Linked DNA regions of Mus musculus: region 1 is linked to region 2. Evidence: chromatin contacts called from ENCODE Hi-C or POLR2A ChIA-PET data. All regions are on one chromosome and are shown on one strand. Each heading gives the region's core, a stretch centred on a gene start or an enhancer-like site at or near the end of the contact. The rest is flanking DNA. Distances are from core to core; before and after follow the strand shown. Region 1 overlaps Cuedc1 (CUE domain containing 1). Region 2 overlaps Cuedc1 (CUE domain containing 1).

Evidence for each region. A loop is a pair of places that touch in the nucleus more often than their neighbours do. ChIA-PET counts read pairs that join two places held with the same protein, here RNA polymerase II (POLR2A).
Region 1: a loop to region 2 is called in a map of heart, with 3 times the contacts of the local background. The contact joins two enhancer-like sites. A Hi-C loop is called at or near these places in 2 of 37 maps with a recorded cell type or tissue (both heart). POLR2A ChIA-PET finds 5 or more read pairs at or near these places in 3 of 5 experiments (Patski and embryonic stem cell).

What each region holds. Positions count from the first base shown.
Region 1 is chr11:88,178,960-88,182,433 of GRCm38, forward strand. All of the region lies in intron 3 of Cuedc1 (CUE domain containing 1), which reads left to right. Among named protein-coding and RNA genes, the nearest start is that of Mrps23, 24 kb to the right of the region's middle. Within about 2 kb of position 1,726, at least 2 of the 3 ENCODE cell types and tissues checked have a DNase peak (open chromatin) inside an H3K27ac peak, as active enhancers do; they include heart, where a contact is called at or near this core.
Region 2 is chr11:88,130,694-88,134,078 of GRCm38, forward strand. The region is part of intron 1 of Cuedc1 (CUE domain containing 1); the gene reads left to right. Among named protein-coding and RNA genes, the nearest start is that of Cuedc1, 33 kb to the left of the region's middle. Within about 2 kb of position 1,290, at least 3 of the 3 ENCODE cell types and tissues checked have a DNase peak (open chromatin) inside an H3K27ac peak, as active enhancers do; they include heart, where a contact is called at or near this core.

The DNA.
Region 1 (3,474 bases), core at 476-2,975, 49 kb after region 2:
AATGCTATCCCAAAAGTCCCCCATACCCTCCCCCCACTTCCCTACCCACCCATTCCCATTTTTTTGGCCCTGGCGTTCCCCTGTACTGGGGCATATAAAGTTTGCATGTCCAATGAGCCTCTCTTTCCAGTGATGGCCAACTAGGCCATCTTTTGATACATATGCAGCTAGAGTCAAGAGCTCCGGGGTACTGGTGCTAAATGATTTTCTTTTGATTCCTCCTACCCTGCCTCCAGACAGGATTTCTTTGTACAGCCTTGCCTGTTCTAGAGCTAGCTATGTAGACCAGGCTGGCCCAGAATTCAAAAGATCCATCTGCCTCTGCCTCCTGAGTGCTGGAATTAAAGCCACCACCACCTGGCTTGACTTCTGTGTCGTTGCTTGTCTCAATCCTCTATTTCATTTATGTTGCTGTGGCAAAACACCCAAAGGCAAGGACTGGATTGAGAGAAGGCTTATTTGGCTCATGGTGTGAGAGGGATTTTAGTTCACTGTGGCAGGAAAAGGTGTGGCAGAACAGGGCCGTGGGCCTTTCACATCACCTGCATCAGGAAGCAGAGAGAGCTGGTTTAGAGCCAGAGGCAGGTGCAACCTTCCAGGCCTGCCCCTAGTGGCCTAGATCCCACCTGTAAAGAGTAGCTTCTCAAAGCAGTGCCACTAACTGCAGACAAGGAGTTCAACCATACAAGCCTGTGGGGACATTGCAGACCAAACTATAATGTTTATCCCAAAGTACTTAAATAGTTTCAATTACAGTGTGTGTGTGTGTGTGTGTGTGTGTGTGTGTGTGTGTGTGTGTGTGTGTGTGTGTGTGTGTTGCTTGTCCTCTGGGCTCTTCTACTGTAGATCAGAATTTCAGGAACCACAAACATGGGGGCCCAGAAGCTGCTGTCCAAGCGAGGGTCTGCCATCCACACCTCCTTACTTTAGTGAGACTGAGGACAGGACTCTGTTCTAAACAGAGGGAGTGGTGTACGCACAGGAGAAGCAGGGAGGGGGGCCATCTCGAGGAGCTGTTCATCAGTGAGCAGAGAGGAACATGGGTCGGTCATGGGGGCTCCGTGGAGCTTCCAAAGAACACACACACCTTACCCTGCAACTACAGGAGACTCCGTGGGACTATACCACGGCAGGGCACTGGTAGACTGGTATTCTAAAAATCTTTGGCCGCTGAAGGTTAGGTTTGAGAGAAGCTAGTGGTCTGGTCCCTTTCTGTCACCATGTCCCTGGGATGAGCCTGGTAACAGGACAGTTTCAGAGCTCAGATACTGTCCCGCAGGATCCAAAGACGCAGGCCCATCTGCTAGGGTCCTTTGCTTAGGTTTTGCCTGAATGATGCAGCTACATCATTTAGTGACCTGTGACAGGGTCCCGCCCACGTGGGCTGCACGTCCAGACTCCACTAACCCCCCCCCCCTTTCTGGAAAGGCGCATGTCTGAGATCCTTCCCAGCCAGGTAGGTGGTCCAACATCCTGTGGTTACACATGACGTCATCATCCACCTCAGCCTGAAATTCAAGTCTAGGGGTTCCAGGGACTCAGTACCTGAAGATCCTCTTGGCCTCGGTCTCCTTCCCCTCCCCCACTGCTGCTGGGTTCTTCTCTCCATCTGCCTGAGTCCCAGCAGCCCAGGAGGCCCCTCCACAGGCCGCCTGCTGTTTTTGTGTGGAAATTGTTTTACCTCAGCAGCTCATTTCTCCCATTCCTTTCCAACCATAATGGAGTTGCCGGGCTGCCTGCCCTGGGCTGGCCCCCTCCCTCAGTCAGGCAGCTGAGGATGACTTCACCCCAGGGTTCGGAGGAGGATGACTGATGGACTTTCCAGGACCCGTGCCCAGCAGCCCGGGAGACTCTGGAAGAAAAGGAATTCTCCCCATGTCAACCCTCATCCCCTGGGCATCCCAGAAATACAAAAGCTAGAAGGGTCTTAGTCAGAGTTTGGACTCTCCCTGGGCAGTCTGGGTGGATTCCAGATATAACTGAGTTGGGGTGTTTACCTTGCCCCAAACGAAGCCTAGACAAGCCTTCTTCCATTATGGCTGGAAGTGGTGTCTGTGGGACTGACAGATGGGCCTTGGGAGGGAACCAGAGCTTGGGACAGGGACATAAGTGGCAGAGCAATGTGGAGGAGACCGAGCCCTGGGCTCCCCTGCAGGCGCCTCTCTGGATATCCATGTGTGTCTCTGGCTTCGAGCTGAGCTCCCCCTAGCACTTAGCAGCTGGTTATCCGTCTGCTGCTGCCCCCACCCTCCCCTCAGCCCTCCCCTCGTACCCACCGGGCCACCAGCCCAAAATAGAAAAAGGAAAGGAAGTTATTTCCACAAGTTAGCGGCAGACGGAAAAGCTCCCCTCCAGTGAGGGGGTGGAGGGATTCCTGGAGCTGGAGGCCAAATCAAAGCCAGGCCGAGCCCAGCATGGCCCCCACCACCTCCCCGCCGCCTGCTTTCTCCATGTGTCATTTCCCTGATTCAGCAGGACACGTGTCCTGCGGTTGCCACGCAGCAGGCTGCTGGGGAGTCCTGGAGCTCCTGGCCCAGCTCCAGGCTTCCTTCGGGCCTGGGCTTGGGATAGAGCCTGGGGTCAGGGCAGCCAGGCCCTTGGTCCTCTCCTGTCCTGGCTGCTTAGCACAGACACACCTTGTCTGGGAAGAGAGGCCCCATAGAACCCCTTGGGAACAAGACCCTAACTCTGGGCTCCATCTGTTCAAGCTGCAGCTCATGGGGATGTGTGTGTGTGAGTGTGTGTGTGAGTATGTGTGTGTGTGAGTGTATGTGTGCGTGAGTGTGTATGTGTATGTGTGTGTATGTGTATGTATATGTGTGTGTCTGTGAGTGTATATGTGTGTGTGAGTGTGTATGTGTGAGTATGTGAGTGTGTGAGAGTGTGTGTGTGTGTGAGTATGTGTGTATGTATATGTGTGAGTGTGTGTATGTATATGTGTGAGTGTGTGTGTGTGTGTGAAAGTGTGTGTGAGTGTCTTAGTACCTGGGCAGGAGAGCAGCAAGATCTAGAATTTATAACAAAGTACCAGGGGCTCCTCAATGTTCCCTCCCCTTTGCTGGCTATAGTTGAGCCAGAATGTGAACTCAGACCTGCTTATTGTCCAGGAATCTCAGGGAGCTCCCGCCTCAACAAACGAGGACAGAACGGGCTGTCGGCAGGCTACTTGTCTGCTGTTGGGGGTGTGTGGGGTGTGATCGCTATTATTTAACAGTCCAGCACTGTGCCAGCTAGGGACATAGCACAGAAATGTCTGACCCCACCCCCACCCCCCACCCCCCAGTCTGTAGGGGACATTCAGAAAGTCCGTATGTAAGTCTGCAATGTTGACTGGCTGCCTTCCTTCTTGGTCTGCTGTTTCCCTCGTTCAGCAGAATGCATGCCTGCACCTTTGTTCAGAAAGCGGTGTAGGCACTGGATACTCTGAGCAAGATCTCCATCTGCCCAAGGGCCTGGGATGGGCCAACAGAGCTA
Region 2 (3,385 bases), core at 40-2,539:
CTATTGAGTGTCTTGGATCTTACAGCCCAACTCTTCCTCCAAAGACTCTTCAGTAGCCACCCTAGGGTTACCTGGTGCTACTCATTATCCAGAGCAGCTGTTCTCAACATGTGAGTCCTGACCCCTTTGGGGGGGTCACATATCAGATACCTACATTATAATTCATAACAGTAGCAAAATTACAGTTATGAGGTAGCAGCGAAATACTTTTACGGCTGGGGATTGCCAGCATGTGAGGAACTGTATTAAAGGGTCGCAGCATTAGGAGAGTTGAGAAGCACCATTCTAGAGGAAGTTGGTTTCTAGAAACTACTCGGGGTGGGGGGAGGGGGTGTCTTCAACAATAGATGGATACCTGCCTTATCTTTTAGTTAGGCTCAATGGTGATGATGTTTAATAGTGATTAGAAAAAGCCCCTTCCCGTCTCTGTTGAAGTCTACACACTTTTCCCTTTTCTTCTCTACTCCACTGAGGCAGTAAATTCAGCCACTGAGAGATTTAAAAGCTTTGAGTAGCTGGGCGTGGTGACGCACGCCTTTAATCCCAGCACTCGGGAGGCAGAGGCAGGCGGATTTCTGAGTTCGAGGCCAGCCTGGTCTACAAAGTGAGTTCCAGGACAGCCAGGGCTGTACAGAGAAACCCTGTCTCGAAAAAAAAAAAAAAAAAAAAAAAAAAAAAAAAAAAAAACCAACAACAACAAAAAAGCTTTGAGTAGCAATATACTGGAGTAGGGGGAATTGAGTAGGATTGGATTCCATCCTGGGCCTGCCCTGTGTAAGTCCCTTGCCACTTACTACTGGAGCCTCAGGTTCCCCGTGTGTTCATGAAAACAGAGGTATCAGATTGGCAACATTGATGTGAAAATCAAATGTAAACATTTCTGTCAAGCTGTTCGGCGTGTGCAGGGCACCCAGCACTTAGTGACATTCATGGTTCATAGCTCTTCTGTTTGTTGTTTGTTTATTTCAGACAGGGCCTTACTATACAGCTCTGGCTGTCCTGGAGCTCTCTATGTAAACCAGGCTGGCCTTGAACTCACAGAGATCTATCTGCCTCTGCCTCCTGAGTGCTGGGAGCAAAGGCACAGGCCCCTACGCCCAGGTCAGAGCAACCTTTCAGCTGTGTCTTTTTAACAGTCCCACCCCAGGCAGGCAGCTTTCTTGCTTGGGAGGCATCTGGCTTGCTGGAGCTACGATTCCTCCAGCTTTTTGTGGCTGGGATATCCTGCCAAGGCAGGCCATGGTCTCCACCCCACCCCCACTCAACCAAGTGAAAGTAACCAGGGCCGGTTCCCTCTCCCCCTGTTCCCTTGCTCTCTTGAGAAAGGCAACTCTTTATGAACACAGGGTAGACTCGCTACTCATTCGCTGGTGTCTTTGTGACCACAGTTGTGGCCAAAAAGCCAACAGGAAGCCAGAGGAAGAGTCATCTGGGGACAAGCTTCGGTTCTCGATCTTTGAGCCTCAGTCTGAGGTCATGTCCTTGGCTGCTTCTAGGAGGCATTCCGTTTCCTGTCTGGCTGGGGAGAGCTGCAAAGTTGCAGCGGAGACAAATGCGATAAGCTTTCTAGCCATCTGCCCATGGCCTGGAGTTTTGGGGACCACTCTTCTGAGACCGTGGAGCAGCTGTGTTAGCACCACCTGGGCCATAACTGGAATTGCTGAATCTCGGGTTTCACACCCAACAGGCAGAGTCACAACCTACATTCTAGGAAGACTCCCAGGAGGTCCCGGTAGATATTAAAATGCTGAGAGGCTGAAGTGGACCACAGTTCTTAGCCATGGGTGCATACCAGACTCTCCCAGATTGCTTTTTAAAATGTACTGGTTTCCTAAGACCCATACTCATCCCCTGAAAAAGGAGAAGATATGGACATTGGTATTAAAGAGAAAAAAAATCAGATGTGGGATGTATACATATAATCCCTGCACTGGGACAGGATGGTCAGGACAAGACCAGGGTTAATGAGGTAGCGTAATGGGTAAAGGGACCTGCCATCAAGCTTGATAACTTGACTTTAACCTGAGGGATCCACATGGTGGGAGGAGAGAACCAACTCCTGAAAACTGTTCTCTGACTTTCACATACGGCCATAGCATGCACACCTACATGATCACTACATGCATGCAAAATAACTAAATAGTGTGATGTTTTACAAGCAGGAGTTGGGGAAGAAAGGGGTGTGTGTGTGTGTGTGTGTGTGTGTGTGTGTGTGTAGTAGGTAGTAAAATAGTCCTTAGATGATTCTATTGCATACCTGGGCCAGGGACGGATGTCAACCTCTCTCTGCCTTTGGAAGACAAGAGAGTGCCACGGCTGCCTGTGTTAAGCTCCTACTGTATACACAAAAAAAGATCTGTATTCTTGTCTGTCATTTCTATTTCAAACCTGCAAAGGTACTAGGGTTCTTCCTATCGTTATTTGAGACAATGGAGCACCACCCCGCCCCCCCAAGAAGGAAACGACACCAACCTGAGCTCCTCAAGGACAAATGGGAAACAAGGCATTAGCCACAGGGAGCTGAATCTCAGGCAGCAAGTCTGCTGCTCCTAGTAGCTAGGGAATGATGTCAGAGATGTGGCCAAACCTCAAAATAGAGCCGTGGAGGGCCTGAGAGTCTTCAGACAGGCAAGGCGTGAAGCACAAAGGAAATGGACCAAATGCCTGAAACTAGCCCTTTCCTGTAACATTTTGAACCATGTTCTTGTCTGATATGTTTGTTTGGTTTGGTTTTTCGAGACAGGGTTTCACCGTGTAGCCCTGGCTGTCCTGGAACTCACTCTGTAGACCAGGCTGGCCTCGAACTCAGAGATCCTCCTCCCTCTGCCTCCTGAGTGCTGGGATTAAAGGCGAGCGCCACCACTGCCTATTCTGGTTTCTAAGGATTGAAAATCTGCCTGGTGCTCCCACGGAATCTGATTCCTGGTTACCCTCGTCTGTCCTCCAGGTACAGCCATGAGGTATCTGTCCATAGAGAATGGAAGTTGTGAGGGTAAATCTGTCTCTGGTTTTATCCCCCCACCCTTTCACCTCTCTTCTGTAAAACACTTGGCTCCTGTCCTATACCTTGTATGTAGTTCAAAGGGACCATCTATGCAGCTCACCACATTCTTGATCTCTGCACTCTCACTGTGGAGCAGAAAGAGGCATAGACAATTGGAGCACATTTGCTTCCTTTCTCATGACCTTGGTGGGGCCAGAAACTACCAACTTTATCTATCTATCTATCTATTTATTTATTTATTTATTTATTCATTCATTCATTCATTTTAGTGTGTAAATCATAAATATAGCCAATTTGCAGTGGTCTAAACGTCTACCTTATTTTGCCTTTTATGTATAGGGATCTTTTACAGTATGCATGGCTATGTACCATGTGCATAAC